2 separate regions of the Homo sapiens genome follow, and region 2 is linked to region 1. The links are chromatin loops, found by intact Hi-C in ENCODE. Cell type or tissue: psoas muscle. All regions are shown on one strand.

Region 1 (2,500 bases):
CAAGATTTCTCATTTTACTTTGCATTCAACTTAAATTGATTATTGCATATTTACAATACATAATGATCAACAAGATCGTTAGTGAATACTTTTTGTTTTCCTATGCAATATCATTATTGTGAAGGCTCCAATAACAGGGACTCCACTGTTGCAAACTGAAAACTATCTTTAGCCTTTGCCCAGAAAGTCTATTCTATAGATTTAACAATTAAAGATATGCATAAGCATTTATGTACACATATATACTTAGCAGAATATTTTAAAGAACAGAAACTTAGAGCACCCTAAATGCCCAATAATAGAAAATTTGTTATATAAATTATGTTATCTTCAAAGCATGGTACACTACGTAACTATTAAAAATCATAATCTAAAAGAATAGTTAATATCATGAGAAAATTTTAAAATGTGTTCTAAAAGCAGAATACAAAACAGTGCTTGCAGACTGATATCTCAATTGTGTATGTGTTTAAGAATACATAAAAATTGGCCAGGCGTGGTGGCACATGCCTGTAATCCCAGCACCTTGGGAAGCCAAGGTGGGCGGATCATGAGGTCAAGAGATCGAGACCATCCTGGCCAACATGGTGAAACCCCATCTCTACTAAAAATACAAAAATTAGCTGGGCATGGTGACACACCTGCAGTCCCAGCTGCTCCAGAGGCTGAGGCAGGAGAATCACTTGAATCTGGGAGGCAGAGGTTGCAGTGAGCCGAGATCGCACCACTGCATTCCAGGCTGGCGACAGAGCGAGACTCCATCTAAAAAAAAAAAAAAAAAAAGGAGCTGGATACCATCCTGGCCAACATGGTAAAACCCCGTTTCTACTAAAAAATATTAAAATTAGCTGGGCATGGTGGCACTCGCCTGTAGTCCCAGGTACAGGGGAGGCTGAGGCAGGAGAAACACTTGAACCCAGGAGGCGGAGGTTGTAGTGAGCCAAGATCGCACCACTGCACTCCAGCCTAGCAACAGAATGAGACTCCGCCTCAAAAAAAAAAAAAAAAAAGAAAGAAAAAAGGATACATAAAAACATGGAAAAAAATGTGAAAGGATTTAAACCAAAATTTAGGTAGAGATGACTTCTATGCTAAAATTTTAGGCAAGATTTAAAATTTTCCTTCAGTATGTTTGATTATGTTTTTCAATGTGTGTACTATTTTTGGAATTCTTTTAAAGGCTCATGTTTTTAAAATAAATAAAAGTAACCTGCCTCTTAAGATTTCATATCCACTTCTCATCAAAGACGTGGATATAACTGACAACAGTAAGGTGAAGAGAGGGTCGTTTGATGGATGAGATCATTAGCACAGCTGCTAAAAGCTGTTGCCTGTCATCCAAGCTCTCTGTAAGGATTAACATTCCAGGACTGACACACAGCAGCTGTCAGTAAGCAAACTTAAATTCTGCCTCCTGGCTGTGGCAGAGGTTTGGGCACATGTTCCACATATCGGTGTCCCTAGGAACCGTCATCGCAGACTCCATCGGTCACATTTTCCAAAGCGAGAAGCTGAAGAATCAGCCGTGGGCAGATGGAAAGAACCTTGCTTAAGGATAGAATTTGCCAGCCTGATTCCTCCCTCCTAGTTCCAAGGGCCACTAAGATGCCGCTTCCGGAGGCCGCAAGAAAAAAGAAAGCCTCTCCATGGTGAAGGAGAAAAACATCTCCCTTGGGGAACACACCCAAAACAGGGCTTCTCTTAGATTCCAATAGGCTGACCTTCACAAGAGGGCAAACTATCTTCTCAGCTCCTCACAGAAACTATGGCTTGTGGCTTTCCTGGGGAAACTGAGGTACTGCGCAGTGTGAAGGCTCAAAGTATGAGAAATTATGTTTAAAACATGGATGGGAAAGGTAGTACCTTCTGAGCAACAAAATCATCACTTTTTCCACTATTTGGAAAAATAATTCAATTGGTACCCACGGATTTGAGTATCTGAACCTGACTTTATATAAGAATATATGTGTAGCCGGGTGCGGTGGCTCATGCCTGTAATCCCAGCACTTTGGGAGGCCGAGGCGGGCGGATCACCTGAGGTCAGGAGTTTGAGACCAGCCTGGCCAACATGGCGAAACCCCGTCTCTACTAAAAGTACAAAAATTAGCCAGGCGTGGTGGCGGGTGCCTGTAATCCCAGCTACTCAGGAGGCTGAGGCAGGAGAATCACTTGAACCCGGGAGGTGGAGGTTGCAGTGAACCCAGATCACGCCACAGCACTCCAGCCTGGCGACAAGAGTGCTACTCCGTCTCAAAAAAAAAAAAAAAAAAAAACAGGAATATTTATGTGTACCACATGTACAACATAATAATATGGCTATGTATGCACTGAAAATTTTCAAACGGGCTTTGTTGACAAGAATTTTAAATTTTCTGTCTGGCCCAGTCAGTCATGGGACTTGCCCTCAAATGCCCTCTCCACACTCAATTTCATACCCTCCCCACCACACAGTCCTTCACGGATCTACTGTCTGGAATTACACAGCACAAATAAATCGCGG
Region 2 (2,500 bases), 240 kb before region 1:
TCTGTTAGCGTCCTCCAGGTGTTTCTCTATAACCCTCCTCTTGTCCACCACCTCAGCCCACCCCATCCTCAGAGAGCCTCTCTTAAGATAGGACCTTTGACCATTCAGTAGGAACTTGGGTGACTTTAGCTCATTTGCAATATCCACTGGCTCTTTCGTACATGGGCTCCAGAACAGGGTGGCAAAAGAATGAAGGGCGCCTTCTCTTCAGGCTCACTTTTTTGGGTGAGCCTCTCCAAATTAAGGACCATTTCTTATTATATTTTTTATTTTTATTGAGAAGGAGTCTCACTCTGTCACCCAGGCTGGAGCGCAGTGGTGCGATCTTGGCTCAGTGCAACTTTTGCCACCCGGTTTCAAGCAATTCTCATGCCTCAGCCTCCCAGGTAGCTGGGACTACAGGCACACGCCACCATGCCTGGCTAATTTTTTTGTATTTTTAGTAGAGACGGGGTTTTACCATGTTGGCCAGAATGATCTCGAACTTCTGACCTTAGGTGATCCACCCGCCTCGGCCTCCCAAGGTGCTGGGATTACAGGTATGAGCCACCACACTCAGCCATTAAGGGCCATTTCTAATTACTTTTCCTTTTCATAAATAGCCTTGTTTTTTCTCTTTTATTCTTTTTTTCTGGTGTTGGGACATGGAATTTATTAACCTTCTCCTTGTAATCCTCATACTATCCAGAAACCTCTGGCTTTCTGAAATTTTTATTGAGTCTTAAATCTCTTAGCAGTGGATTTGTATTTTTTATTACCTTTTATAATTTTTTAATTACACAAGAAATACATGGCCAAGCACAAGATTAAAAAAAAAAATCTGTCAACTATAAAAGGACTGCCAGCAAGGAGGGTAGACTCTTTCTTTATTTGGAACGGCTGAGATCTCGATTTATGATTGGCAGATGGCCCGCTTCTTAAGGACATGTGAGGGACACAGTTTCTAATAGGAGTAACATGTCCTTATGGGGGAAAACTGGTTGCAGTTTGCAGTCCACCACCAGCTGGTGAGGGCGGCCTTTCATTTCTCCACGCCTGGATCACCCGACAGCTGAGAGCTTTAATAAAACAAGTGTGCCTAGGAATGTGGGGTGAGCGAGCCACCCAGAACACAGATGTCTATTTACACCCCTACCAATAATCCCGGTGCTAAAAACAACAGCAGCTGGGAGGTTCTGAGGCTGCCTGCTGGATCTGAGCGGCGATCCGGTTACCCTCAGCAATGCTGAGACATTCTGGAGGCGCTCATGCCCCAACTGCTGTCCATCCGGAGCCAGGGGATGGCACAGATTATTTTTATCTCAGATGTTTCATGCTTTCCATGGCAGTGAGGAGCAAGAACTCCCAACTCCTGGGCTTTGATGAGTCTTCTTTGTGTGACATTAAACTGGACATGGCCCTTGTTCAAAAGTCCTGGGGAGATTTAGGAGGGGGACGATAGACACCCTTAGGTGGCCTTCATGGGGAAGCCTGGCGCGAACTTGCTGAGAGAAGGGGCAGCTTAGGTAAAGCATATGGAGAGGTGTCATTGACATAGGACTCCTTAGTGACTCAGGGATATGGAGACAAGATGAGGTGAAGCCTCACACCTCAAGGACAGTAAAGGAAATATAACTTTCCAAATAATAATGATGAAAGAACAAAACCAAACCAAGCCCATAGGGGTCCTGTGTGATAGAAGATGGTGACAAGGTGACACCCTTTTATAGTCAGAGAACAAAAGAAAGCCCATCTCTTGGATTGAGTTCCTAGCAGGAAAAGTCAAGTGTTGGAGCAATCTGTGTGGCCTTGGGGAAAACAATTCTTTCTCTGTTGACTTTCTGTCTCCGCATTTCGGTAATAAAGAGAGAATGATAAGGCAGAAGTGGTTCTTTTTTTTTTTTTTTTTTTGTGAGCAATCCTGGCCATGAACTTGGTTTTCTTGGCCTGGGGAGTGGGCATGGCTGTTTGCAATTCACACTGCTCAGAAGCCCGAAGAGAGGATCGAGCGTCCTGGCAAAGGCCCGGTGGGGAGGGGTGCTGCCACGCGAAGCCAGAACACCCTTAGCAAAAAGCCCAGGGCCAGCCAGAGCTTCCTGCTCCAAACTTTGCTGCTAGAAATTTCAGATCTGTGTTTCCTTGTACATGTATTCATTCATCTGTCATTTACCAACTGCCTATGCCATGCCCAGGAACAGGTGATGGGAGGAGCAGAGATACCCAAGAAAGACTGGGGAGAGGGAGCGAGGAAAGAGCTCACGTCTTAAAGCCCTAAGGCTCCAAATGAGGATGGGAGGAGGGGATGGAGGGAGACATATTTCCAAACATGGCCCAGTCTCAGCTCCAGGAGGGCAAGACGAGCATCCATAGCAGCTGTGCCTATTTTGGGCCTGGGATCTCTGTCCCAAGAGCAACAGGTGTTGAGACCTGAAGGACAGGTGGGCGTTTATTTTGAGGGCCTCCTGGCATCATTTCCAGAAACAGAGACCAGCTTTTCAATTCATTATCTCCAGCTACAATC

The links. Hi-C counts contacts between places; a loop is a spot of excess contacts. Peaks named below come from ENCODE experiments on the same cell type or tissue, not always from the same donor. Only the 100,000 strongest peaks of a DNase experiment are listed, where the experiment ranks them.
Region 2: it touches region 1 in a loop (5-fold over the local background); 2 of 110 quality-filtered maps call a loop at or near these places.

Annotation. Positions count from the first base shown.
Region 1 is chr17:10,383,256-10,385,755 of GRCh38, reverse strand. The region is part of intron 1 of MYHAS (myosin heavy chain gene cluster antisense RNA); the gene reads right to left. Among named protein-coding and RNA genes, the nearest start is that of MYHAS, 1.4 kb to the right of the region's middle. In psoas muscle, no CTCF peak of the experiment used is centred here; a DNase peak (open chromatin) is centred at 1,435; H3K4me3 peaks cover 721 bases; H3K27ac peaks cover 1,020 bases.
Region 2 is chr17:10,623,778-10,626,277 of GRCh38, reverse strand. It overlaps MYHAS (myosin heavy chain gene cluster antisense RNA), which reads right to left. Exons shown (of 11, transcript NR_125367.1): 11 at 738-2,500. Among named protein-coding and RNA genes, the nearest start is that of MYH3, 32 kb to the left of the region's middle. In psoas muscle, no CTCF peak of the experiment used is centred here; DNase peaks (open chromatin) are centred at 1,147 and 1,458; H3K4me3 peaks cover 1,137 bases; H3K27ac peaks cover 2,500 bases.